Regions from separate parts of the Mus musculus genome. Here all the other regions are linked to region 1. Evidence: chromatin loops called from intact Hi-C (ENCODE). Cell type or tissue: left cerebral cortex. All regions are shown on one strand. Region 1 holds the start of Gm3134 (predicted gene 3134). Region 2 has its middle 120 kb from the start of Gm24212. Region 3 has its middle 52 kb from the start of Gm35542. Region 4 has its middle 85 kb from the start of Gm35542. Region 5 has its middle 44 kb from the start of Gm35593. Region 6 has its middle 35 kb from the start of Gm35593. Region 7 has its middle 91 kb from the start of Gm35542.

Region 1 (4,000 bases):
GGGAAAATGTCTTCCCTATGGATGAATTAAAGTGAACACTAGATGGGGATCCAACAGCAAGGGTTTGTTCACAAACTACTCTGTGGCTTTCCTATTCCAGTGACGCGTAAAAGAGAGACTCCTTAAGGCGAGATCTAAACACTGACTACACAAACATTGGCAAAGTCACAAGAAACTAAATCCCTGTTGTTGGAGGGTGAAGCTGAGCCGTGGGAACTACCTGTCAATCTTCCCCTTTGGGGGTCTGGCATCTGGGGGTGGCGGGGGAATAAGGTTAGGAAAAGAAGCCAAGCTGATAAGGAGAAACTAAAATAAACTACCAAGTTCCTGCTAAGTGACTAGCAAGACTCAAATTGGGGGTCACCGGGAAGACACTGAAGGACACATTATGATCTGGACCTTGTCACCTCTGCATGGGAGGAGGCTGGCAAAGGTTAAAACAGCTCTACACGTCCAGGTTTTCTAAAGCCTGGCACACCAACTTTTTTTCCTTCTTGGGGGAGGAGTGTCAAGCCTCAGGTTAATATTATCTTTCTCTCCTCAAAGAATATTTTAGAACACAGGTTTTCTGCACTAGGGACTGTGTTGGAAAAAAACACATTTAAGCTGCAGAAGAATTTCGATTTTTTTCTGGTTACTTCACACTGAGTGAGCTTGGCTAAGTTTTGAAACCCGGAACCTGCCTGAATTCCCTCCTCCCATCGCCCTCCAGATTCGCTACCAGAAAAATGTGGGCTTTTGCCTTCTGAAGGATATTGTTGGTAAAAAGACAACTAGAAGTCTCCAACCTTAGAGAAAAGAAACGGTTTCCCAAACAGCACCCTATAATTTGGTACTTGTGCCCTGAGCCATAGCAGAAATTGGATGTAAAATACACCAACAATTGCTCAATGCCGAAAAGCTACCTTCCCAGTTTATCTCCTGCCTCAGCAGGCTTTCCCGGGTGCTTGTTTTTTAACATTTAGAAAGTATTTGCAGCCTGAAGCAAATCGCAACAAAACAAAACAAGACCAAAAAACAGTTCACATTTTCTCATCTAGAATCTTCTATTATGCCAAACTTAAAAATAGGCTTGATGAAACATGAATTCTTTCCAACTGCCTTATCTTGCAGGTGTCAGGGTTCTTTTCTTGTTTTTTTTTTTTGTTTATTTGTTTGTTTTTGTTTTATAAGAGAATTCATTATAGTTTTCTCTAACCTTTTGGGCCCAGAAATCAATGTGTGGCCATTAAGCTGCTTACAATGAGTAAATTACTTTGGTAAATAATAGAATTTCTTTATTAATATGAGTAAGAAGGGGTTTTCAGGTATTCCTTAGGAGAGTCAATGCTTTCTCTGTAATTCCCGATGTTCTAAGTTTCTTCCAACATTATCCTTTCCTTTAAAAAGCTGAGCAGCAAAATTGTTAAACGAATGGAGTCGGAATGGGGCCTGTTAGAAGCTGCAGGAATCTTGAAACCATCACCACCAAATGGAGTGAACCAACCCAACCAAAAAACTCAACACACACACAGACACACACACAGACACACACACACAGACACACACACACAGATACACACACACACACACACACAGGCACGCACCTGGAAATCCAAACTCAAAGAAAAGTAACCACAAATTAAATCATTAGATTTGCACATTCCCTTTTCCAGGATTTATCCATCATGGTAAATAATTCTTCCAAGGCTACTTATCTCTCTACAAGTAACTGGAGACTTGTTGAATATCTTTTAAGAGATGAACCCTACTCACCACAATCCCAGTTTTCATAAGGAACAGAAAAATACCTTATAGGAATACTCAAGTAGAATAAACTATCAAGGTTCTAAGATTAACTTCTAAGATCAACTAAATAATCATTTTTTTTTAAATTGAATGGTGGTGTTGGGACTGGTGCTTAGCAAGGCGTAGCTTTCTTTGTAAAACTCAAACACGACACATACTACAGGATGGGGCCACAGAACATAGAATTAGAGTGGCTGCTTCAGGGCCACTGTGGCTCTGAAAACTTTTCTAAGGTTTTCCTCTGTGTAGAAGTCAGACAGTCTGGGGGACAACACGGGAGGGAGAAGGGTCTAAACAAGATCTACTTTGGTAATGCCTGATATTTCATATGCTGTGTGTAGTAAGACCCTCTTGAGACAAGAGAAAGTGTAAAGCTGGCATCTGAGTAAGGGGTTGCCTTCCAAAGTAAAAAAAAACAAAAACAAAAACAAAAACAAAAACAAAAAAACCCACCAAACGCCCAACAGCAGCGGCTCCTCAGGCACATGTTCTGTTCTGGGTAGGGAAATGGATGGAGATGGCTGGACTCGTTGCAGAAGAGTCGACTTTTAAAAGCAAACGTGAGCTGTGTCATGCACTTTCCTCTGTATGTCTCTCACAACTATTCCCAAATGAAAAGATTCGGGGTATGGCGGGCCCTCCTGACTGTCAGCTGCTGGGGAGGGCTGCTTGTGTAGAGTACTATTACAGCACACTAAATCCTGTAACCCTATTACAAAACCTGCCCTCTAGTCAACTTCTCCCAAACTTATTGTTCAGCCATGTAAAAACAGTCATAACCTAAAACTATTACTACTGAAGAAAAGGAGGGAGTAAGGAGCTGGCCTGGGAGGGGTGTTTCCTAGGGTGTTCGGGATAATCACTGCTTTAATCACAATGAACCAGCTTTTAGGAAGAAAAAAGGAGAAATTAAGTGAAAAAAAAGAAGGAAAAGAAAGAAAGGAAACTTGATTCAGTTCCTTAATTAACTTACCTCACAGCTCAAATAAACTAAAAAAAAAATTGTACTAATAAATAATAATAGTAAGAGGCAGTGAACTCCTTTAATGCTATCGCTTTATGAGAAGCCTTAACTATTAAAAATTCCAGCTCTAGACTCAAAGCGAAGAACTAGCAAGGGTCTTTTCTTCCCAAGCTCGAGGTGGTGGTTGTTAGTTTTGAAATTCTTTGCGTGGAAAATACAAACAACCAGTATAAATTTAAAAAACAAAAACCAAAAAACACCTCTCTTTCCCCAGGTTGTTTTTCTCCCACCCCCACCCCCGTATGCAAATTGTTAAGTTTTAACAGCATCCCGGTGCAAAGGCCTCACTTTAGGAAAGATTGTTGTGGGGGCGGCAGAAAGCCTAAGAAACTAGCTGAGAAACCCCACAAAAATAGTCCGAGTGGTTGCTGCGGCCTTGGCTAATTTCATCTGGTTTTACCCTCAAACCGGTTCTTTTGGGGTGGGAAACTGGGTGTGTTTCAAGGGATCCTTCCAGAGGACTCAGAGAATCACACTGGTGAGGCTTCGAGCTTCCAAAGGTGCTGGGCAAAACAGTTGCCTTAATGGCTCTCAGATCGCCTGAAAAAATGTCCAGGTGTCTCACGCCAGGATTGCCCTCTCCCAACAGCGAGGAGGAAGTAAGCTGTCGATCCCTTGTCGCTCTGGCTCTGCCTGCGCGTACCCGCACCCAGAGCCGCTCAGAGCCAGGCCTCTGGGGACGGAGCCTGCGATGTGGGGCTCCAGCGCCCGCAGAGCGTAGTGGCCAGAGGTGCGGATCTCAGGTCACGCTTCCGAGCTCTGCTGGGGTGCAGCTCCTTCCTCCACGCCCGGGATCGAGGATTCCCGAAGGGCAGCCGGGGCCGCCGAGCCTCGGGTCTGGTCACTCTCCAACCGACGCAGCGGAGAGTCAGGCACAAAGTCCGGTGACCCCGGAACCGAGCGTAGCCTCTGGCCTGGGAGCTCGGAAACTCTGCCCTAGAACAGTTCAGGTCAAGCTGGGGTCGGAGGGGGTCTTCCCTCAGTGACCCCAGTTCCCTGCGCGGGTCTCTCCCATTCTAGGCCACAGTTCCCGCACACAAACTTTTCCCTACTCATTCAGTCCTTTCGGAACCCTGCCTTCATTGCTCGGCTGGCTCCAGGGGTCTGGCGGGCTAATACCCGGGACCCAAGAAAGTGTCTAATGACCCTTACCAGAACGGGTCCCGAAGGATGGGACTCCATAATACG
Region 2 (4,000 bases), 750 kb after region 1:
CTATCATGCCCCCATCCCTAAACATGAGCAGGAAGGATCGGGACTTGTGAACTTGACTTATAACTTAGGTTATAGATTCTGAGCTTTAAGCTAGAACATGTCTCAGAAGCTGGATTGAACTTAAATACATCTCTAAAAAAAAAATCTTGTAGACTAGATTCCCAAGATTTTAAAACGAGACTCTGCTTTTTGCCTTCCAGTCTTCTGAAACTGGATTGTTTTACCTAGAAGTTTTCTTCAATCCCCGCCCCCCTCGCCCTTCTTTCTTCTTAAAAGGCTGTTATTGAATCAATTGTGTGTCTCCCTGTCAGCGATGTCTTAGGATCAGGAGAAGAGGGAGCACACTTGCATGAAATGCGACTATGGGTGTGTACAGCTGTGTCTCTGGGGATAGCCATTCAGTGCCCCCCCCCCTTTGCTGTGAAAAGCACAGCAACTCAGCTCTGAGGTCCTGGGAGAGCCTTTGGGGCAGACGCTGACAATGTTCTCAGAGAATCAGCTCCCTACAACACTCAAAGTCTATTCTAAAGCAAGAAACACAACTAAAACTCATGCCAAGAAAAAGCTACTTTTGCTTGGAGGGGGGGTGGTGGCTCAGTGGTAGAGGGCTTGCCTTGCCTAGCAATCTCTAGAGTCTGGTTTGCTCCTCAGTGCAGGGAGGGCATTGAAGAAGAACAAATAAATACGGTGGTGACTATGATTTTGTGTATACAGAGGCTCAGAAGAGACCCACTGAGCACCTGAGCGCTTTATGGTCCTTGATGCTCTCTGAGCTTCAACTGTGTTGCCATTCTTATTAGGGACACCCAGTCCAGATACTGAGCTATGTGTAGGGGGTGTACACCCTGCAAGCGAAGAGATGCCTCATCTTTCAAACAGAATTTCTATACAGATTCCTAACCTCACCTCCCTGAGTTTTACACTGCATTTTATCAGTTTATAAATTTGCACGGTGCCTCTGCACCAGGAAGAGGGGGCAGATAATCAAACCTACGGGCGTTTTACACTCAGACACTGAAAAATAAAGACCATTAGTAAAAAGTATAATTAAATTAAAATGCCAACTCACCAAAGAAGTTCCACAAACGGGAAATACATCAAAGCGTGATAATACAAATGGGCTATTTCTCAGGGTTCGAGGATGTCAACGGAATAAACTTGGATCTTCTGCTGACTTTTCATGGCCAGTATAAGGGAATAGCTTAAAAGTAAATTGCCACAAAAGTTACCTTCAACCAGAGATCATGTGGGCAGTGGTTTTACCCTGATCATTCCCTGAGTCTGGGGATCCCAAGGTCTGGGAGACTGGGGGGCTGGGGGGTAAACAAAATCTCATAAAACCCAGTTTCTTCTTTTGGGCAAGTTGGCTGGCCCCCAAGCCTCAGAAGAAAGTTTCATTAGTCATTGGATCTATTTTCTCAGGTCCATTCAGTCTAATTTATTTTGAACGCGTGTTTGCCAGTCAGGTTTAACATAGCTGAGTATTCTCTGTAAGCAATCTCATAATGAGGCCGCAATTCTTTGTAGAATATTGAAAATGACTGTTGGCATGCAAGTTCGTTTTCTTAATTCCTCTTTTAGAGTGCAAATAACCTTTGAAAACCTGCTTCTAGGTGTTTATGTGTCAGGACAGTATCAAAAATTATTCAATTGCCAAATCACATGTCAACACGTCTACAACCAAGCCAGGGACTATCCCAATTCCCATTACTCTGCTGCCCTCTAGTGGGCAATTCAAAAACCGTGCCTTCGTTTTCTTTTTCAGTCCCGAGTGAGCATGTGGTATAAGACATTCAGACTTGTATGGTGCCACAAAGGTAAATAGAACATTAGAAGTTGTAAATATAAATAACAAGGAAGCAGGGACCCAGATGAGATCCATGGGAGGTGTAGTCACTGCGGCACAGTTGGCAACAATTTTCTAAGAGTTTACCTAAGAATCAACTACAGCCAATAAAGTACCATTGGGACCAAAGCTTCTGGCTTGTCCAGTGTTCAAAGACTCTGTTGAGGAGACTGTGCCCAGAGGAACTTAGGTGATCGTTCAGATTATTTCCTTTAGAGCTATAAGAATGTCATATTCCAGAATGTCGAAGGTAGACGGGGACATTTAAGAATCTATGCATCCCAACACTTCTTGGATAAAAGGGGATGATTTGAAGTGCCAATAAAAAATATGCAGAACTTTAGTTGCATTAAGGAAAAGTTATTGAGTACACAGCAGCACAGAGGTGTGAAGTGTGATGATGGCTTGCGGGTGACATGCAGACTCATCCATCACATGCTGAGATGGAAGCTGGTAAGGTTTAATTGTGAAGTTTCTCCCTGAAGGCTCCTGTGTTAAAGGCTTGTGCGCTGGTGAGCCATCACGGAGAGGCAACTGGCTTGTGGAGCTTCTGACGTCTTCAGAGAAAGCCGATCGGCACTAGCCATCGAGCTTTGATGTCTTTGAAGGCCATCTTGCCCCTGATCCCTTCCTGTTCCTCTCTGCTCCCTGGCTGTTCAGAGTTCAGCAGTCTCCTTATCTGACACCCAGCCATTTTCACAGTGTCTCCCTCGCCTCAGACCAAAAGCAATGGAACAGATAGTCTGAAACCTCTGTCCTCATGAGCCAAAGATCAGGAACCCACAGTTACCAAGTAGCAAAGGCAACCAGATCCCGGCATCTATAATTTACAAACCAATACTCTATTAATTATGGTGAGGGTGTAGGGTGGCATTTGCTTCGTTTTATCTGTGTTCTTGGTGGGTTCAGGGTGCCACGGCTCATGAGTGGAGGTGAGAGGACAATGTTTGTGAGTCAGTTCTCTTCTCCCACTAGCATAGGTCCTGGCACTCAACCTCAGGTTGAAAAGCTTGGCAGCAAGACCCTCTACCCACTGAGCCATCTTGTCAGCCCCTGTCCCAGTACAGTGTTAAGAACTAAAAATTATGAATATGATTATTGTTACTGTTGCTATAGCAAGCACTCTGGGATACACTTTTATAATAATTTGCAATGCCATCAGCAAGGAGCCAATAACTGAGATCCCATCACGGACTTTATGGAGTCATTATTGTTTACAGGTTAACTAGACCAGACCTAAATGGCTCGCTCCAGTCTGAACGGTCATTGTCTGGATTCTTATACTCTCCACACTTTGCTGTGTACAGTGGAGAAAGCTCATGCATGCTACTTCAAAGTCATGGCCAGAAAGTGATGAAAACAGTTGGTAGGGGTTACACCCAGGGCCATATGTAGATATAGGTGCAGAACAGACTTCAGCGAATAATTGATAACCTTTGCCACAACTGCACCAAACCAAGAGTGGTGCCAAGTTCCAACAGGTAAAACAGTCTCTTATGGGGCTGCACTGAGTGAAGCTGGGGGTAGGGGACTGCTGAACCCCAAGATAAATGTGACATCATTAATTAAAATATTTTTTCTATTTCTTGGAGGAAAAAAAATGCTTTCATAGTGCACTGATACAAATCTGAATGCCTGTCTTGGTTTTGACCAACAAGCGTAGGCAGAAACAGTGGGTGACATTGCCAAGCAAGAGCTTTGAAAGCTATGGTCCACCAGTATTTCCTTTTCTTGCCAAAGGACCCAGCATGTTCCAGACAAGAGCCTCTTGTTCGGCAGATTCCAAAATGAAGAAGCTGTAGAGCAAAAACAAAGCCGTTCCAGGACAGCTATGTCATATGAGCAGGAAAAAAAAAACATTTTTGCTGTTCAGTAAGCCGGAAAGAACTTGGCTCACTTGTTAGAGCACAGCTCAGCCTGAACTGACCAGTCTGTCTGTCTGTCTGTCTGTCTCAAGTGCCCTCTCACCTCACTAGGTGAGGGCTTCCACCCCTCCTTAAAACTCACAGAGTGTGACAAACCCTGAATTTGGAAACCGAATCAGTGATGAGATACTTTCAAGTCCTGGTGCTCTGCACTTCTTGTTGACCTTTGACTCGACAAGCCTTACATCCTGCTGAGTACAAATTTGTGTTAGTGGTGGGTGTGTACGCG
Region 3 (4,000 bases), 230 kb after region 1:
ACAAATTAAGAAAAAACAGGAAGGGAAAGTTTGATGAAAACAGAGCTCAGGCCTGTAACCTCTTACCTTTCATTGTGGTCTTTGCAGTGTTTTTTGGTTAAGACATTTTTTTTTCACAGCAACAGAAATGAAACCTGTTGGTATCAGGATCTCCGAACCCAGTGACATCACACCTAGGCTATAGGGCCTCCCGCACACTTGTTGCCAAGGCAACAGCCACCATATTCTCAGAATCCACTTGGCTCACCTCCTTCCTTTACCTGTGGCTATGTCACTATCCATATAAAAGGAAGACCCCTTTGATTATTTGATCTCTGTCTCTCTGTTCCCCCTTCTCTTTTCACAGCCACCTTTGCCCGTCTCTCCTTCAGTAAACCTCACTTGGAACTGTTTGGCCTGGTGTGGTCTTTCTGGACAAACAACAAAACCAGAACAATAAATTTATCTTAAAAGAAAATTTAGATCATTAGCAAGAAATAAAGACGGTCTTGCTATTTATAAACTGCAACCACAAACTAAATCAAGGGATAAAAAGTTTTGCTAAATTTTCCTCCCCTGTGATTTGACAAAAAGGCTTGCTCTTGCTGTATGCCAGACAACCTGGGCACTTTACAAAAACATAATCTTGTAATTTTTTTTCCACGACCTTCAAAGAGTTAACTTGTTTCTCTTGTTTATAGAGGAACAAATGAAAGCCCAGAGAAAGAAACTGCTGTTTGCTTTCCACCCTGGGAAGAGGGACTGAGGTGCATATTTTACATATCAAAGCAGACTTGGCCTCCAGGTTCTCCCAGCATCCCTCAGTCCCCTACCTTGCACACCCCACACCCAACCTTAAACTTTCCAGCCAAGGTTCTAGGCTGCCCTTCCCCTAGAGGCTCTTCCATATAATCCAGATATTTTGCTCTCTCTCCCTCTCCTTTTACTCCTCTTCCTCTCTCTCCCTTGCCCCCCCTCTTTCTTCCTCTCTTTGTGCACACCCTTTCTTTCTGTTTCCACTTCCCCCGCTTCTCTTTCCCCGTGGTGACTTCCCTGGCCTCCACTCTTGGAGCCAGTGAACCCTCTGGAGAGCAGCTTCCCAATTCCCCTGCCTTTATCTAACCTAGCCTGTATTGATTTGGCTCATTTCATAGGCAGAGAAATCACCTATCACTTGCTTCTATAACTTTTAATGATCAAATCATATATTACATCTATAGAGCCAATGGTAAAGTCCTAGTTATCTCTCAGTCCATATTCTCAGCATGAAAATCCCAAACTCATGTCAAATAAAAACAAAGCTATTTCTGATTCCAAGCGTCAAGAGTTTGGCCAACACTGAGATCCAGGCTCCGGGACTTCAAAGCCCCACGTGTCCACAGTGGTTTTGTTGGAGAGGATTGCATTGGATGGGTGGACACACGGGCCAGGACCACTTCAGGGACTTGATTCTTCCTTGTGGGCCTCCTAGGAACACTTTGCAATTAGATGTCCTTTCCTATCAGGTAGCAGGAGGCAGAGGGATGGGGAAGTGTTAATTTAAGGGGCGTGGTGGGAGCTTCTGGAACCTAGGAGCCAAGAAAGCCAAGTTCATGGGAAGTGAAGTCAGCTCCAAGTGTCTAAACCCACATACGGTTTTATCTTGGTCATACATGCAAAAATGTTTTCATTGTGTCTTTGGCGATTTGCTTATGCCAATATCACTCAGCTAATAAAGATATATCATTATACATGACATTTAAACATAAAATATTCCCTTTCTTCCTTGTGGCTCTAAGTTTACACCAGAAGACAAGAAGAGGGGACTTTCTCTGTGTTCAGTTAGCTCAGCTGTGTGTCAGGCTGTCCTGACAGTCCGGTAGAAAACAGACAAGGTTACCAAGGCCATGCCCAACCGACCCTCAGCCCTTAAACCAGAGTAAGAAAAGCAGGCCAGGGACGGTTTTGGAGGTCCAGCCAGCTAGTGGTCTGGGTGGCTGACCCCTGAGCCATGCTTGGCTTTGCCACCGTCCCCAAGGTTGTGTTGGAGATTCGCCCTGGCATTCACTGGGCCATTTGTGCCCTCCCAGCACAGCTAGTGGCTCTTACAGTCAGCAGGGGACTAGGCCCTGGCAGCCATGGCTTTAAAAGTAGCTTTGTTCAAATGAGTCTCTCCCAGAGGCAGTCTTTGAGCCTGGTGCCCACAAATTTCCAGACCCGGGAGAAACGCTGGCGGGATTAAGCTCCTCGGGGGTTGGGAGCTGGGGGTGGGGTGTGTTTATATTTTCTTCGCATCCCTTTGGGATGGGGGAACGGACAGGGAGGAGGAAGGGCCGAGGAGGGAGAATCTTCATTTATATGCTAATAGTTGCCCGCACCCAGGCTAAACTGAGAGAACTATTTCATGGGAAACTGACAATTTTTGTCAGCCAGGCTGCGCCTTCACATCTCAATGGGCCAATAATCTTGATTAGCAAAACAATTGGGGGCCTTGGGTTCTCGCTCAGGTTACACTGGGCCAGTTTGAGCATAGCTGGGGCCTGGGAGATGGAACTCATTGTCCCGAGCCAGGAGTTTAGGCAAATGAAGGGGACCACTGTGCTGGGGGAGGGAGGTAATGGACAAAAGGGGTTAATTTGATTGACCGAATCTTCATCGTTTTATAACAATCATTTACTTAGCAAGTAATTCGAAAGAAACCAGTGGCGCCGACAGGAAATTAGAGGCTGTATCTGTGTACCCCAGATGTGTGGGAATTTGAGCTGCCTCCTCCTGCCACTTAGCTAACCCGTGGGGGAGAACGGGGAAAAAAATCGCAACCCCTTGGGGCCCTAATTACCACATGCAGAATAAGTCCTTATCTAAAAATACACACACACACACACACACACACACACACACACACACACACACACACACACACACACACACACACACACACACGTTCAACACCTACAAAGAGTCACTGCGGGCCACGGCCAGCACCTTCTTTCGCTGAGAATTGGCTTTTGGTTTTCATTATTAGTTCACAGATTGCTAATTGATGCTGGACGAGGTGCTGGCGTCGCCCTTCGAGGAACTCCTAAGCCTCAGAGAGCAGCCGAGGCGCGATTTTCGGTGCGACCCACTGGCCTTCTTTCGTGCTTGTGTGTACGCGGTCGGAAGGGCTGTTTCTGTCCCTGCACTCGGGGAGGATTTCGTCCCCACCAGCAGGAAGGGACCGCCCTCAGGCTGCGTCTGCGACTAAACTGCAGTTCAACACTGAAGGATTAATTTATTGGAAACTATCTTTTGAAATACTGATGAACTGACTACAAGTGACCATAATAGTACAGAGAGGTCCCGTGGACCCGTCGCGGAGCCGCACGTTCTCAGAGACCGGAGATTTGGTTGCACTTTCCAGCTGATCCGCGACCTCACTGCGAGTCAACCTTTTTAAATGCTACTGGGTACAGTGTGTGTGTGTGTGTGTGTGTGTGTGTGTGTGTGTGTGTGTGTGTGTGTGTGTGTGTGTGTGTACCATGAAATTTCAGAGCTGGGAAGGTGGCGGTGACAATGATGGTGTCCGTGTGAGTGTGTGGGGGCTCATCCCACCCACTCCCCTCCTGTCCTGCCCACCCTCACTGCAATCTCCTGACTCAGAACCATAATGCCCTCAGCAGCTATCACAACCTACCTCCCTAACAGGAAACTCATCATTTCTTTAAATATTTTGGTCCCTTCTCCTCTGAAAGAGGAGACACATCTTTAGTGGTTCAGATTAAGTCAGGCTAACACAGTGGTCCTGCCTTCAAATTACGCCACACTCCCCCACCCCTCGAGTTTTCAAACTCCCTAGTGACAGAATGGATCCAAATTCTGTTTCTGGAAATGAGATTGTTACTACTTTAGGTTAAAATGATCTGCACAGATTCGTGTTTTGAACACATGGTACCCAGCTGGCCTTGCTCTTTCACAAAGTTCTGGAAACTTTGGCTATTTGGTCACACTTTGGATATTTAGGAGGACTGGTTGGGTGAATAGGTCACTAGGGTTGTTTAGG
Region 4 (4,000 bases), 270 kb after region 1:
AGACTGTGACCTATGGCTTGATGGAGATAAGGTTGGAAAGCTGTAGGAGTGACAAACTGGGTGACTTGTTTGCACTTGATAGGCTGATACTAGTCAAAGAAGTGTCTCAGCCACTTCAGTGGGCACAAAGTGTCTCAGTCCCAGTGAAGAGTTTCCAGAGCAAAGCTACATTTCTTCACAGAGCTGCGGGGACACTGCTTCCACCTATAATCAATAGGAGAAAAGTCAGTGTGTAGGTTGGCTTTTGAGTATGAAGAACAGGACTCACACCACTCCCTCCCTCCCCAACTATATTAAGCCTCCCTTGGCTCTTACAGTTTCCCAGTTATGTCCTCTCCACGACCATTCATGTATCCCCATTTGACATCCAAGCAAACGGAGTCCTGGAAGCGATAGCCACATGGTCACAAGCTAGTTAGGGTTTGCACTCCATACTTTTAGATTCGGAGTTTCTCTGTGGAGATTGTTGGCATGTGGGTCTTATTGGTGATGACTTAGGGGACTCTTGCCATGTGCCTTTCCTTAGGGAATTTCTTCTCATGGGCAGGTCTCCCAGCGGAGTACAGCCCATGGGAGAGGAAACCCAAAGTCAAGGACCTGTTTGTCTCTTGACATAGTTCCTCATGTTACTTGTTGAGCATCCTGAGAACCTGCAGCTAAATTCTGGTGTGGAGGAGAAAGCAGCCTTTGTTTATACTTTCTACCTCAGTTCTTTCTAGAGCTCTGCATACTCTAGTTTTAATTTTTTTCTTGGCTCTTGTTTGTTTGCTTGCTTTTGAGACAAGGTTTGTATAACCCAGTTTGGCCTATAACTCTTAAGCCTCTTGCCTCTCTCTCCCAGTTAGGTACCACATTAGGCTTTCTCCTCCCCCTCCCGCACACACTTAGTGCTACCACTTTACTGAGGTAGTCTTGCGGACCATGCCAGAAAAGTTCTCTTGGATGCCAACAGTAGGCAAATATTGCTGGGCTTTTTGTTTGTTTTGCTTTATTGAAAGAGGAGGGAGAGTTGCCGTTGCTTAGGAAGTCACTGTGTGCTCATTCTCGTTGTCTCAGGTCCCCTCTGGTTGGACATGTCACAGATCCCCAGGCTACATGAAACAGTACCAGAAACAATAAATGAGAAACCAAGTGAGTTCAGGGTGAGAAAGAGGAACCCATAAAGATCTTCATAAAAAACAACTGGGGTTTTCTTTTTAAAAATGGCAGACACCATCTTACAAACAAGTTCAAAGCCAGGTTCATGAGGTTTTCATGAATCTTTGCAGCAGGATTAAAGAGGAAGAAGGGTAGGAAGAAAGGGGGAAGAAGAGTTTGGGCAGATAGAATTTGGAAGTTCGGGAGAAGAGTACCCTTTCCCCTCTGTAGAAATGTCACCAGGGCTGATGTTCCCGTGTTCATGGAATCTAGATAGAAGTTCGTCTTGTCACGGGCTCATTAGTATTCATCATTAATTCATATTTTCAAAGCAACAAAGGAGCAAACAGTAGCAGGAAGAATAAGGAGATGTCAAATCCTGGGAGTGACATTTCTGCACAGTGTTCCCACTGAGGTTAACGAAGTGTTGCATGGTTTCGAAAGCCAATCCAAACACAAGGAGGAGAGAGCGGGCTCCCCCACTTCTGCAGCGTGAGGTCTCCTTCCCTTTCTCCAGAAAATGCTTTTCCTTCCCCCCTGGCTTCACCAACCAGAAAGCCTCACGTGACAGAAATGGCATTAGGAAGTGCGTGCTTTGTGTCAGGTGCATAACAAGCCCGTGAGGCTGTGGCTACTACATTGTCCCTATTGTAAAAGCAAGGTGACCCAGTACAGAAGGTCACCCAGAGGCTGGGTGCTGTGGCTGGGACTCAAACCCAGACAGTCTCGTTTTAGGACGCGTTTTTTGGGGGACACTCCCACAAAAGGACATCTGCCATCTGCTGGCCTATTACGTCCCAGCCTTTCTCCTACAGGATCATATCAGGACATGTGGATTCTTCGTGGTCAGAGTGTAGGCTGTGGCAAGCACTTCCTTCAGGTTCATGATTCTGTGAGGCGCATGCCCTGACCAGGAGGTGGCAAGCAAGATGAGTGTCCCCTTCTACTAAGAGAAAACCTCTGAAGTTTCTCTGAATGAATGGCTGTGGATAGGGGTTGTGTGGAAGAAATAGTATTTCTAATTTTAGATAATACATTTATGTATATATGTTGGCGAACATGCTCACTCTCTGTTCCTCTGTCCCCCTTCTCCTCTCCTCATTTTCTCCCTCCTTCCTTCTTCTCTCCCTTCCTCTCTCTCATCCTTCTCCCTTCCTCCCTTCTCTTTTTCTCCGTCCCTCCCTCCCCTCTCCCTCCCTCCTACCTATGATAAAACAATGTACATTTCAATATTAAAATGTCCCCTCTTTCTTTGCTTCTTCCATTTTCTTACTTCTGTCTTCTTACTCTCCATGATCAAGCTGCACAGTAAACTTGTCTGGTTTCCTATGTCCACTCAGGTTCAGAGTAAGGACATAGTATGAGGATGAACACACAAAGGACCTTGTCTTGGATGCTGGGGTGCAGTATTTCCAGACAGAAGCGGAAAGCCACTACAGAACACAAGAGCTGCCCTTTATCAGTGCTCTTGGCCATTCCAAGCATATTGGCTAACTCCTCCTTAGTTTCTGTTACCTGCTTTATATTTGTAGTGAGAAAGAGACTGACTATGTAGCCTAGGCTGGCCCTGAACTCTTCCATCCTTCTACCACTGCCTGATATTACACGAGATTCCTGCCACACCCAGCTCCTACTATCCTGATTGTCTGCATCTCAGCACCAAGGCACCAGGAAGTTCAATGAGATGCCTGTGGATACCCAGCCAGTGTTACAAGGTCAGGAATCTTGCTCCAGGCTTGGAACCTTTCTGCTTTACAAGTAAATTATCCTAAGGGAAGAGATGGATGTATGAATCAGCCACACACAAGGTTGACATCTGAACTAGGCCTTGATGGAGAACTTAACCAGGCAGGCAGATAGAAGTCAAGCAAGCGAGACAGTCTCCTACAAAGGCTCAGAGGTATGAAATTCACATAGACTAACCAAGGGTGGGTAACAGTCGGGGAAGGCTCAGCACCTGCAGGCTACAGGAGGGGTTCATAGCCAAACCAAATTGTGCTTTAAACAGAAAACTATCTGGGCTATTTTGTGGGCAGGAGGGAACTACTGAAGGATGTATGTACAGTATAGATTTTCCTTGACCTTTGATAACCACATTCTTTCCATGATCCAAAGGGCAGGAGCAAAGGAAAGACAGAAAGGAAAAAGAAAAACAAAAGCAACAACAATAACAACAACAAAATAAAAAATAAAAACAAACACCAATAACAATAACTATAACAAAACCACAGATAAAATCGGGGGTACAGCTCCTTCCAGAGAATTCTTTTGGTTTTAGTTGTATTCCTTTGAGGATGGCTTTTCTTCACTTTTTCCAGAAAAGTCTGAGTCTACTAAAAGTGACGTACAGCTGAGAAGAGGAAACGTCCCTTCATCTCCATCAAAACACGGTTTTGAGCAGTGTAGACGGGTGGGGTGAGAGTGGAGGCCATGTATGTAGATGGAGTCAGAAGTCAACTTCTTCCTGGGTTGAACACAAGAGAGGAAGAAGCCTGCAGGCCTGGGGTGGCCACACTCGTGTGAACTTTGCACATTGTTTACCGCGTGCCCCTTTTTCCCACAGACGGAGAAACAAGCCTGCCCCACTGCAATAGCGGATGGGTCAGGAGTGGTGGGTGGAGGTAATGACTGGCAGGGAGGGCAGAGCGGCCATCTTGCTGTGTGGAGATCCTTAAGGTGTCCTCCATGTGGATTTGTTAGTTTCATCTAAGAGTTTCCTCCCCTAACCTAATTCTGACTGATTTGAGAAACACTGTCACAATCTACTAGTGATGTCTGCTGTGATTGTAGGAGGGCTTGAGACATCAATGTGCCAAGTAACTATTGTTGCTGATCCATGGACACATATTGGCCTCCATTTTTA
Region 5 (4,000 bases), 340 kb after region 1:
GTTCATCTTTGGAAGCAAGGCTATAGGATTGAAAGAAAAAGAGGTATTTCTCCAGTACCCACCCCCAAATCTTTTATTATAAACACACGAAGAAAGAGCCATAAAGGTTGTTCAATCGTGCATGAACGAATCCATTCAAAATATTTATTTATTATGTTCTCACTATGGTAGAAGGTATTATTGAGAGGAAAAGGTGCTCAGAGACATAGTCCCTGTTCTCAAGTTCTGGTAAGCACTTGGAGGAGCACCCTAGTGTCAGAGAATCAGGTGTGAGGACCGGGGTCACAGGGAATTGTTAACTGTTTTACTTGTTTGCTTCCTAAGTGGGCAAACTGAGGTTGGCCTGAGAGGTTGGGAGCCGAAACTAGCATCTAGTCATTCCTGTGCATTTTGTGCCCATCACGAATAACCAGCAGGCATCCCCAGGGTTACCCCTGTGGCCCAGGGACCATCCAGGGTCCCTGGGATGGGCAACCTAATCTGCTTCAATCTACCTTGACAGCCATTGAAAGATTCCTGCAGAGGCCTGGAGAAAACTTTCCACCCTGGTCCTTCCAGGAAGAACAGAAAGGGTTCCATCTCCCAGTATTCTCTGAAAGTGTCATTTGTTTTCAGAGACAAGGTCTCTCTGTAAATCTCAAACTGGCTCAAACTTCCTGTCCTCCAACCTTTGTATCTCAAAGGCACAGATTATAGGTATGCACACACACACACACACACACACACACACACACACACACACACACATTGAAAGATTTTAATTTTACTTTTGTGGATGTGTGTCTATGTGTGTGCCTATGGCACACATATGTGAGTACCCTCAGAGGCCAGAAGAGGGCGCTGGGTCTCCTGCGGTAGTAGTTATGGGAGTTTGGGAGCTGTGGGCCGTGCATATTAGGAACTGAACCCCCCCGGGGGGGGGGAACAGATCTCCATTCGCCTTCAAATAGTAGCAAATGGTGTTAACCACTGAGCTATCTCTCTAACCCCATCCTCTGACATTTTATGAGTTCACCTGAGGTAGGAATGTTGCAGGGTACAGGCATCTGGATGGTCCTTAATGGATGGAGGGCTTACTTTATGGACATTTCTAAGTGCTTGCCAGCTCCCCCTAGCTCAGGTGTCCTATCCCAGTTGCCAGCCCTTCCCCCACCTCACAGAATGTGGTGGGTCTCTGGGCTTAATTATCTGAAGTGGTACTTGCCATATGGTCATAATGCATGCTTTACCCTCTCAAAGGGGGCGTGGTCTAGACACAAAGCACTCAAGAGGATATGGGTGAAACCTACACCCTGAAGAAACTGTTTAGAAACACCCACCTGGCTCCTCCACAGTCAGGCTTCACTTTAGCTGATGGTTTGGAGAGCACTCTGTCTTTCTTGGGGACCAAACTCAATTTCTCAACAGTGTGTGGCTAGCAGCAAGTCGTTTGTGATCTGTTCATAGGTAAATGTTGAGAGGTTGTACTCGAGTAGAGCCATGCTCGGTCCTGAGGTCCCGAGGAGGACTGCGTGGTGTACTACCCCTTCAAGGTGCACCATGCCTCTCTGGAGGACCCTCCTGGGGACTCTCCCCAGCCCCTAGAGCTGGACCACTGTCTGGGATCCTTCTGAAGTGGCACAGAGCTGACTTTGGAGCCTGTGGAGCTAAGTTTGGCTCCCTGTGTTGTTTTTGGGCAATTACCCTGGAAAGTCCTTCCTGTAATTAACCCCAGCTTCACGGACGTTGCTATTTGAACATCACTCTCCTAAACACGCCTGCCTCTCTGCCATTATTTCCTGGGAAGATGAGGCCCCAAAGGAGCTGCCTTAAATCAGTTTGTAACCAGCTTTTGTCTCCCAGAGATACGTGTGGTTGTTACTAGGGATATTTCAAATCAGACACTTCCCCGCCCCACTTCAACTTTTTTTTTTTTAAGAAAAATAACATTTTCTTCCTTTGCCCTTTTATATTTCTTCCTCTCCCTCCCATATTCTTTCATGTATTCAGGATGTAATAGAAACAGCATCAAAGCCCAGAGCCCTGCCGAATCCTCCTCCCCTATAGGAAGTGTGCCCTTCTCCTGTCTGATCATTGACTCAAAACCACAGAGATTTCCAGGCCTGGTTTGAGAGGGGAATGCTGAATAAGCAGGGACCATGGTCTGCAGCCCCCTGAAAGACAAAAGTGGAGGATTTGTTGAACAGGACTTTCTACAGCCCAATCCCCCTACTCCACCCCCCTGTTGGTGATAATTGTTCAGAACTGGCCTGGAGAGGGAGGGAAGCACACACATCCCCCCCCCCCCCTGATGATTCTAATGCAGTGAGACTCATCTTCAGAATCTCCGGGCCAGGGCAGCGTTCCACTCCTGCCTACACCACCAAGGCTCTCTGTGCGTTATTTAATTCCTCCTCCATGGAACGTGCACACGTCAGTTGCCTACTAAGTTTTGGACTTTGAGTGGGCAGGTGACAGCCAAAGGCTTGAAGGAAGGGGGAAGTTAATGTCCCTGTCTTTGAAGGCAGACTGTCTGGGTCAAAGACAGCTTGGTGATCACCCACCATCCAGCCCCACCCCTCCCCTCTGCCTCCATTCTGAATGAATGGGGACCACATCTGTTTCTTTTCTTACTAGAAGTAAGAGGCTAAGACCCTAAAATGTGGACAGGCCAGCACACACCTGGGTGGTCTTTAAATCAGAAAATGTGTTTTTACCTCTCCTCTCTCTCCTCTCTCTCTCTCTCTCTCTCTCTCTCTCTCTCTCTCTCCCTCCCTCCCTCCCTCCCTCCCTCCCTCCCTTCCTCCCTCCCTTCTTCTTTCTTTTCATCAGTGTACTTCATCTGGGCCTGTGTTCTCAGTGCTTTTCCTTGCTCTCTGCCCCTGTCTGTGCAGAGTTGGGGCAAGGAAAACCCTGGATGGGTACGTTGTTCCAATGTCCTCTTGGGTGCAGGCATATCCTTACTCACCGATCCCAGCCCTGGGATCCTCTAATGTGTGTACACAGAGGCTCTGGGTCAGGTGACAAAGATGCTGATATTTCATTTTCAGTGTCGTTGTAAAATTAAACTGTCCCTATGCTGGTCTGGGGTCACGTTTTGCTGTAAGCCCAGGATCTAGAATCAGACTGTGTGGCCTGAATCTCTGTTTCATAGTCTATAGTTGCTATATGCTGTATGTTGTAAGTTCTGCCTCAGTTGCCTCATCTGTAAAATGGGAATGATGTAAACTCTACCTTGACGGGTACCTGTGAGTTAGTCCCAATACTGGATGTTATGTTTGGTTAAGTAACAGCCCGTGATGGTCTCTGTCTCTCTACCTTCTTGGCCCACATGGAACCTCCCTCAAAGAACTCCCTTGCCTTGTTGAGCAGCCTGGCACGTGGAAATTCTGCTCAGCACTTCCCCTTATAAGATATACAAAGCCACTGCTCTCTTTAGAGTCTGAAAACTCCAGAAAAAGAGACATGTGCTTCATCCTGGGCTTGGATTAAAACGTATTTGCCAGGTATCTGAAGTTGAAATTCACTTAGGCACCCAAGTAACTGAATCTATAATCTAACCAGGGTGTTTCCTTCTCTGGTGACTGCTTGGCTGCTGTGCCATGTAAGCCTGCAGTGGAGGAGGGCAGCCGAGCTCCCAGAACTGGCTCAACCAGGGAAGCACCAGGCCAGGCAAGAGATGGGGATTTCAGCGGAAAGTCAAGTCAAACCGTTTCTCATCAAGTTAGTAAAGGAGCCGGTCCCAGCATCCCTGTCCATGACTGGGCAGGAAAACAGAATAAGCCTTTTGGGTGGCTTGGTGGGGTTCTAAGACTTCACTGTAGTAAAGGGGACATAGAGGTAGAGAGGAAGAGGAAAAGGAAGATACAGACAAAAGAGGGAGGAGAAGGAGACTGAATGAGCCAGAAAAGTGGCAACTATGGGTGGGTGCCATCCAGATAGTGAAGTCTGTCTGCGCTGGGCTGGGCGGGGCTGGGCTGTAAAGTGTGAGCGGGTAGCGTATGTGCCTTCCGTTTGTGCA
Region 6 (4,000 bases), 350 kb after region 1:
GCCTTTTGTTCTTTTTCCCAGGTGGCTCAATCACAGTGTCTGAAACATAGGACCGATCGCAGAATCAGTGACAGAGGACACTGTCATGACCTGCTTCCGATCTCATCTCTCTTTTCAGAGATGCACTGGCCTGGCCTTGGGTTGATGGGAATAGCTGAGACCATCAGAACCCTTCCCTAGAACTTCCTAGTCTGAAACCAAGAGAAACCAGCAGTGTCATCAAGAAGGGAGAGCCAGGAGACGTAAAAGCTGGGATATGTGGGCTGTGAATGAGGCTGCAGAGAGTGGAGAATCCAAGGATGGACCGTGGGTCTTTTACATAGTATTCAAGTCTCGGGTGACAGTTATGATTGATCCTTCAGCTGGGTACCTCCATGGAATCCCCCCACTTTGCACAATTGATCTTTGTAGAATCCGTGAGCATATACATACCACCTTTGTGACCAGATTAGTAGGTATCAATGAATTCAATGTTTGTTACTCCCAAAAGAAAAAAGTTCAGATAGATGTAGGCAGGGTATAGGGTGGTCCCAGATAGAAAGAATCACACCGTGCATTTGTTCAGTGGCCCAGGGCATGATGCTGAGAGGAAACAGATGAACAGGACTCTTGTCAACAAGCTCACAGATACTCTTGTTTATTCGCTCTACAAATGTATATCCCCATGACTGACATAGGGATAGACTGTGGAGTGTCAGTCAGGAGCCATGGTACATGCAGGAAGAAACAAAAGATTTGCTGAGGTGAGGGAGTTGTAGCTGGGTGAGGCAAGGTTTCCCAAACTGTGTAGGTCTGAGCTGAGCTTTGGAGGAAATGGTGTTAGCAGATGGAGAAGGGAGGGATGTAGGATGGGAGTCAGGTCGGTGGGAAAGGACTGTGTGATGGCTAGAGCCAGAAATGGCCTGGTGCATTTGGAAGGTCAGGTTGACTCTGGCTGGACCACAGTGTTAGAGAAGGTTGGGGAAGTAGTTTGCAGGGTAGGCTGGGCTGAAAATGCAAAGCAGGAGGGTGGAATACTTAGTCTGAACTTCTGAAGTTTGAAAACTGTAGGTACCAAGGTATTCATCCCCTTGAAGGTGCCTTACATCACTTCTAGACTTCTTGGTTTATTTTGGCTTCCACGGTGATAATGGTCAAACCCATTTTTTTCTTTCTCCTGAGGCTAAGGGGAGCCCATCTAGACTCCCTCCCTTCCTCTTCCTTCTGAAGTATTTGCAGAGAGATTATTATTATGTGGCTAGCTTATGGAAGGGGAAAGGCTCTGAATGGTTGTCTTTTCAATTCTCTAGGTCACTCAATACATTAGTAGGAATTTTTTAAAGAGGGTATGAGGAGCCCCAGATTGCAGCAGGCATATATGCTAGACCTAAAAGTACTGAGGGACCAAATACATCCCCCTGAAAACCCCACAGCCATGTTGAGAAGCCAACACCAATCTATTCAGTTTGAAAGTTCCACTTGCTCCTCTAGCAGGTCCTGATAGGTTTTCACATCAGGAAGCTCTTTGGCCATATTCTTACACTTGACCTTGTCTGCTCAAGAGGTGTACTTACCAAATGTGAACGGAATAAGTATATATGCTCTGTGCCCCCTGAGACTCTGTGATTGTGAATTTTTCACAATCACACCCAACAGCTAGAGTGATGTATGTCAAAAGCCACACAAAAGGGCTGGAGAGATGGCCCAGTGGTTAAGAACACTGGCTACTCTTTTAGGGGACCAGGGTTTTATTCCCAGCATCTATGTCAGGAGGCTCACAACCACCTATTCCCCCCACTCCAGGGGATCAGACACCCTCTTCTGGCCTCTTTGAGCTTCTGAATGCATACATGATTTGTTCCCCCTCTCTTCATAGATACACACATGCACACACACAAACATACACACACTCACACACACATTAATAAAAATAAATCTCTAAAAAGTTTGTCAAGAGTGGAAAAGCCCACCCAAATCAGCTTTTCTAATTTGCTCCAAAAATAACTGTCCATGGTTCCAGAATGTTCTCTTGGGTGGGGTTGGGGGGAGACAAAAGAAAGCCAAGGAACTTAATGTCTAGAGATGATAATTCTAGCAGTGCGTACTGACTACATTTATGAAACAGTATTGTGACCTGGGCTTTGTGACTGGTGCTGGAGACGGCTCACCCTGATGAGTTAAAACTCCTTCATGAACCAGTCTCCTCTGCCCTGTACCGTTTGGAAAATGGTGATGCCTAGAGGGCACCCGAATGCAGACTGTGCATGTTTTGGTTCCTGTCTAGACCACTCAACCCAAACTGAAATAGCTGAGCTGACCAAGGAGCTGAATAGGGAGTTAAAGCGGGGAGGGGAAGGGGCCAGGATGCTTAAAAATAGTGGGAAACACGTTGCCCAAGGGCTCAGAGATAAACAGTGCAGTTTCAATGTCTAGTCCTACCACTAAGGTCATGGGGCTTGGGGAAGTTGTTGTTTTTTTTTTTTTTTTTCTGGGTCAAAGGTGCCTATGGGCGAGGGACTAGGGGAGTGGGAGGGAGTTGGTTGTTGGAGAGGTGGGGATAGGAAAAGGTATTCACTTTCCTGCAAAAGTAAAAGGTCAACAGGGAAAACGAAGAGGTCACAGTTGGGTAGAGTCTATCAGCCAATATTCCCACTTGCAAATAGCAGAATGCTTGGCTGTATCAGGAGGATGCTGAGGTCATTGGTTATATAGTGAAGGCCTAGATGGATGGCGGTGGTGTTTGTGGCTCCTTTCATCACAGCTCCTGGGATTTCTCCTCATTCTGCTTCCCACCACCCTATCTTAGATGCCCTTGTGGGAGAAAGAGTGTGAATGTTAGCACAGCGGAGGACTTCCAAGTTCACTTCCAAGTTCACCTTATTGGAAGCAGGCCATTTGGGAAGTGGCAACTTTGTAGCTGGGGAACTCTCTCTCTCTCTCAATCTCTCTCTCTCTCTCTCTCTCTCTCTCTTCCTCTCTCTCTTCCTCTCTCTCTCTCTCTCTCTCTCTCTCTCTCTCTCTCTCTCTCACTGGCTTCCTATAATCTTACTAGCTAATGCGTTGTTGATTGCTTGCTGTGTATTACACATGGCTCTGAGCACGTATCAGCTCATTTAGTCCTCAAGACAGACCATAGGGCAGAGCAGTTATGGCTCTCATTTACATTTAAGCAGTGAGGCCCAGGCAGCTCTTTTAACTTGCCCAAGAGAAAGCTGGGATTTGAACCTGGCAGTCCAGCTCCGAAACCTGTGCTCATAACCGCTAAGTTGGTAAGGATTCTGCGAGGTCAGTTACTGTGCTGTTTACCCAGTACGCACCTACACTTTGTACATTTTCTCCAAATGACTACAAAGGAGCTGCAATGTGTAACCAGCACCAACCTCTACATGCGGAAACGAGGCTCCGGGAGCATTGACAGTGGCCAAGTCACACAGTCAGTGTCAGTGGACTACACTTTGGTTTTGAGCCTAGACTTGGGAAACAGAGGTTAGCATCCAGTAAAGAATGCACCAGAGGATGGGGACCGGCATTAGTGAAAGAAACAGAGTATTGTTGGGCCTTTAAAACATCAGAGCAAGAATAGTATTTCTGAAGCAACGTTTCATATAAAAAGCAAAATTCAATACACAATTACACATGTACAGAAGACATCCAACTCTTTTAAGTCACATACAAAAGAATGCATCTGACATTGTGCGATAGATCCTGAATCTATTCCAAGTTCCCAACAGGAGGAAAGAATTCAGCCTCCAACCCACCACCATCAGAAAAGTCAAGATAAATTCACCAAGGAGAGAAACAAAACTTTCCAAAAGCCAGAACGCCAAGGACAGAAAGATGCATGGTAAGTTATGAACATACAACTCTTTGTTTCTAACTTAATAAAATCTCTAGCCCAAAGCAGCCCTGTGCTTCTGAGATGTTCATGGCAGGAGAACTTTCCCTGGAGAAGGTTCCTCCTGCCTGCAATGTCATGCTTCAAACCAGCATGTCCCGTCCTGCTGTACCACAGATACATGAT
Region 7 (4,000 bases), 270 kb after region 1:
TACATTTCTATATCTCTGTTTTAACGATTTTGTGCTGCAGAGAGACTATGTTAGGTGTGCAGTTGAAGTATATCAGTAGTCTCCAGGACCAAGAATGGAGTATCGGAACACACAGAAGACATTTTGGGGTTTGTCCAGTTTTATATTTTACATTCCTAGAACAGAGAGGTGCTTTAAGCAAGTATGAGGAAAACAGAGAATTCTCTACTTAAAGGTCCAAGTCAGCCCTGAGAAATGCCAGGATTTTAGCAACAAAACAAACTCACAAGCCTTCTCCATTCGTGAGAGTCAGGCTGGTTTCCTCTCAACAAGGTCGCAAGGCTCTTTGCTGGAGTGTCTCGGTCCAGCAGTAGATTGGAAAAATGTCCAAGCAGGGGACGAGAGTTCTCTCCCGGATGAGTTCATTTCAATAGTCACTGTGTTTCATCCGATGCAGCTGGTTACATTTTTAATAGGCAGATGGCTAATTTTACAGTTCCAAGCCAATCTCTCATTGGATAGCATCCAGAAAGCCCGTGGTAGGGTAATGCCCAGCAAAAAAGTTCAACAGGACACTTGGGGGGAACATATGCTAATGCCAGCCCTTTTACTTAACCGTCTTTAGAAAGAATATTCAGGGCTAAGCTGGGGGATTTTCATGGACGGGAGCCTAGCACCAGATGGGTGGCCAGCTAGGACATCTTTAGGGCCTAAGAAAATGCTCTTAATCGGGCTTAGATGGTCAGAGAATCAAATAGCACCAACCAGGCATTATCGAGTCATTTAAAACAAAACAACAAAACAAAACAAAACAAAGAAAAGAGGTGTACTCATTTGTACACATGACCCAGCTAACCAGAGAAGCCGTTTTCTCCTGTCCACAGTCCACGCTGTCATAAACATCCTAGGACCACCTCTATACTGCAGCTGCCCCTTCCTGTGCCTGACACATCTGAAATTGTGAATGTCCCCCTCTCCCCACAGCTCCACAGGTGACAGTCCCCTTCCCCCAGGGCCAGAGAGGGAGGGTATCCGTTGAAATGCAGCATTCTTCATTTTAAACTGTTTGGAAATCGACTTCTCTAAAGCAATGGGTATTTAGACATCTCAATTAAAAGGGAATTGGAAATATCTCCCATTTTGCAGGGCATGTAATCTAGCATCTCTTATTCTCTGTATAGGGACTTTGCTTCCCTTGTCACAGAAGGCTTTGAAATGTCCTAAAAACAATCTCCCCCACAGCACAGAGTGGGGGTAAGGGTGGGAGGGATTAAAAAAAAAGAACCAAGGCAAAACCAACAAACAATTTCTGGGGATGGTAAAAGTCTTGGAAGCAAAGTCCCTTGGTCTCCCCCCACGTGATGAATCGCCATAGGGTGCTGGAGAAGGATTTAAGACCCACAATAGCAAGCGCTGTTGTTTAAATGAAGCAAATGTTTACCTCTAAGCAAAATAAAAGATGAGGATCAGAAGGAAGAAGGGATCAAAAGAGCTTTCTCTAAGCAGATTTATAAAAGAGAGTGATTTTTTAAATGATTTCAACTCCTACTTTATAAAAATATTTTATGGGCCACTTTTCAGAAAATAACATGCTTCATGCCTCTGAAGAGTTTCCCTCCTCAGATCTCTTCCTGGAAATGGTGACAAGACTTTTATCCCCTGGGTTGCCTAGGAAAGACCTTGTTTGAAACAACGCAACACAATCAAACAAAGCCCAAAGCCAGTATCGGCACAAGGACATCAGGACCCCCCCCCCCCCCCCGCAGAAAATAACCTTCAAACCTCAGATTGAATCTGGAAACGCTTCGATCAGAGTTTCTTCCAGGGATCTGGGAAGCAGTTCATTTTCTTGTACCGAACAGGTTGTGAAAAGAGTTTTCTTGCAGAGTTTTTGTTTCATAATCAAAATAATTCAAGGGAAGTGAAGTGACTTTTCTTTTGAGATTTTTTTCCCTCTCTCTCTCTTTCTCCTGGTCAAAGTAGAAGGAGAAAGAGAGAGAGAAAGAAAAAAATCTAACCGAATCTAAGACTTGCAGACAAAAGTTATAAACAATAGGGAAAACCCTCAAAGATAGATTATAAATTATTCTGTCACTAAATTAAAGTATTAATAGAAGAGAATGTCTAAAAAATGTAAAATGAGTACTGGTTAAAATCACTCAAATCAGCCTGCCAGGGAAACTTCTTTCTCGGATTAATACCCACAAATACATTGTATCATTCTATTTTTAAAGTGTATTTTCACGAAACTTTATATTAACAGAACAGGAAAAAAATGTGGAAAGGGGGGAAAAATCCAAAAGACAAGCAGAAATAAGGGCAGTTTTTCAACTACAAGCCAACTGTTTGCTCCACTTTGCTTTCTTTAGCAGTTCTCAAGGTATTTAAAACTTGAACATTAAAACTGCAGAATAATTTGCAAATGAATGCAGTTGCAGTGCGAAAATATAACTCACAGCTGAATGTGGGTTATTCAGACAAATGGCTGCTTTGTTCGAGTAGGGGAAGTAAAGTTCTCTGTTAATTTATTACAAACTGCAGCATTTCATCCCTGATGTCCAGGCAACAATGTTTTTTATTTCAAGTAATTTATAAGCACTTCCCAGAGCACTTAGCAGCGATGTCCTTGGTTGTTTGGCTCCCAGAACCAGAGTGTATATGTATTTACTGTGGGAATTTGTTTTTAATAAAACTGTTGTAAGGCATTTTTATTCCTTTGCTTTGTTACATTAAAACATTCTCTGCATAAGTAATGTATTTTATCCCATGTTGAAAGGCAGCAGATCACAGCCGCCAACTGTATTGGAGGGGGGAGCTCAGAGTGGGGAGAGGGGGTGGCATAGAGAATGGGGATGGGAGAGGTAATGTTTAAAGGAAACCAGACCGTTTTTTTTTTTTTCTGCTGTTAGGTGTGGTCTCTTCCCAAGGCTCTCAGGGAAACAGCGATTAGAAGACCACCAGCCCCTTGGAAGTTTCCAGAAGTCCCAGAATGTTAACATTCCAAACTAAAATCCATTCAAAAACTGATCTCTACATTTTTGAGGGAAATCTACAGATACCCAGGTTTCTTGTGGATATTTGAGAATTACAATTTTATTTTACATATTTAGCCTATTTTTTTTTGAGACAAGGTTTTATTTTGTTTCCTAGGGTTTTCTGGACTTGTGACCCTCCTGTCTCATCCTCTTTCATAATACAACCAGGACCATGGTTGTTCATTACCACAGCTACCATAGCTTCTGTGAAACAAGATGAAATTGTGGTGCAACTTTAGCTCTGATGAAAGATTTAGGGAATATTCTAGAATGATCTTCCCCCAGAGGATGATGTCCACCAATGTCAAGAGTCTTTCCAGAGAATCTCTTCAGTGGCCTTGAATCACCCTATCTTCTCAAGAGAGGACGGGTAGGTGAAGTCACGGGCTCATCTGCCCATCCGTGCATTTAACCATCTTTTATGCAGTTTCAGTAGTCTCTAAACCTCAGCAGAGAGAAGAACGCGTGCTGTGTCTCAAAGAGCTGGTGCTGTAAGAAGCTAACAGGTCATTTCCACAAGCCTGTGTGTGCAGCCTAAGGAATGCTGTCTGTATAAAATGAATCACATGGTACTTTACTCATGAGCACAATCAGTAGACTTTTTGGCTCCAACATAAAGATTCCAACACTTGTAGCTTCCTGGCCGTATAGTTTGCACACTTGGAAGGTAATTTCCACACTTTTGCCCTTGCTTCAGCAGATATGCTATATGATGCAGTCCATCCCATGTTTGCTAGTGGACATAGCCGATAGAATCTTTACCTCAAGCCTATCTCAGGCCTTGCAGCTTCCTGATGTCTGAGGGTTATATAAAAACACAGCCTCATACTTATCTAGACACGTCCGAGAAGTTCTTTATAATTTTTAAATTGCTTTGACTTTTAAAAAGAATTTTGATGAGCAATGACTCTATAACAATAGATTTTGAAATTTATTGTTTAAGAAAACAAAAACAAAAACAAAAACAGGGCAACTGTTTGAACAAA

The links. Peaks named below come from ENCODE experiments on the same cell type or tissue, not always from the same donor. Only the 100,000 strongest peaks of a DNase experiment are listed, where the experiment ranks them.
Region 2: a loop joins it to region 1, with 3 times the contacts of the local background. A loop is called at or near these places in 6 of 42 quality-filtered maps.
Region 3: it touches region 1 in a loop (3-fold over the local background); 2 of 42 quality-filtered maps call a loop at or near these places.
Region 4: a loop joins it to region 1, with 4 times the contacts of the local background. A loop is called at or near these places in 7 of 42 quality-filtered maps.
Region 5: a loop joins it to region 1, with 2.0 times the contacts of the local background. A loop is called at or near these places in 2 of 42 quality-filtered maps.
Region 6: it touches region 1 in a loop (2.5-fold over the local background); 2 of 42 quality-filtered maps call a loop at or near these places.
Region 7: it touches region 1 in a loop (2.9-fold over the local background); 7 of 42 quality-filtered maps call a loop at or near these places.

The regions. Positions count from the first base shown.
Region 1 is chr8:89,037,588-89,041,587 of GRCm38, forward strand. All of the region lies in intron 1 of Sall1 (spalt like transcription factor 1), which reads right to left. Gm3134 (predicted gene 3134) reads left to right here and starts at 3,656. Exons shown (of 3, transcript NR_166639.1): 1 at 3,656-4,000. In left cerebral cortex, a CTCF peak has its summit at 49; DNase peaks (open chromatin) are centred at 728, 2,420, 3,301, 3,715 and 1 more place; H3K4me3 peaks cover 3,207 bases; H3K27ac peaks cover 3,754 bases.
Region 2 is chr8:89,783,502-89,787,501 of GRCm38, forward strand. No RefSeq gene overlaps it. Among named protein-coding and RNA genes, the nearest start is that of Gm24212, 120 kb to the left of the region's middle. In left cerebral cortex, a CTCF peak has its summit at 1,729 (motif pointing left); a DNase peak (open chromatin) is centred at 1,726; H3K4me3 peaks cover 225 bases.
Region 3 is chr8:89,269,430-89,273,429 of GRCm38, forward strand. No RefSeq gene overlaps it. Among named protein-coding and RNA genes, the nearest start is that of Gm35542, 52 kb to the left of the region's middle. RefSeq lists an enhancer at 1,236-4,000. In left cerebral cortex, no CTCF peak of the experiment used is centred here; DNase peaks (open chromatin) are centred at 2,095, 2,786 and 3,151; H3K4me3 peaks cover 410 bases.
Region 4 is chr8:89,302,623-89,306,622 of GRCm38, forward strand. No RefSeq gene overlaps it. Among named protein-coding and RNA genes, the nearest start is that of Gm35542, 85 kb to the left of the region's middle. In left cerebral cortex, a CTCF peak has its summit at 1,928 (motif pointing left); no DNase peak of the experiment used is centred here.
Region 5 is chr8:89,381,578-89,385,577 of GRCm38, forward strand. No RefSeq gene overlaps it. Among named protein-coding and RNA genes, the nearest start is that of Gm35593, 44 kb to the right of the region's middle. In left cerebral cortex, no CTCF peak of the experiment used is centred here; a DNase peak (open chromatin) is centred at 2,414.
Region 6 is chr8:89,390,623-89,394,622 of GRCm38, forward strand. No RefSeq gene overlaps it. Among named protein-coding and RNA genes, the nearest start is that of Gm35593, 35 kb to the right of the region's middle. In left cerebral cortex, no CTCF peak of the experiment used is centred here; a DNase peak (open chromatin) is centred at 2,295; H3K27ac peaks cover 260 bases.
Region 7 is chr8:89,308,226-89,312,225 of GRCm38, forward strand. No RefSeq gene overlaps it. Among named protein-coding and RNA genes, the nearest start is that of Gm35542, 91 kb to the left of the region's middle. In left cerebral cortex, no CTCF peak of the experiment used is centred here; DNase peaks (open chromatin) are centred at 482 and 2,422.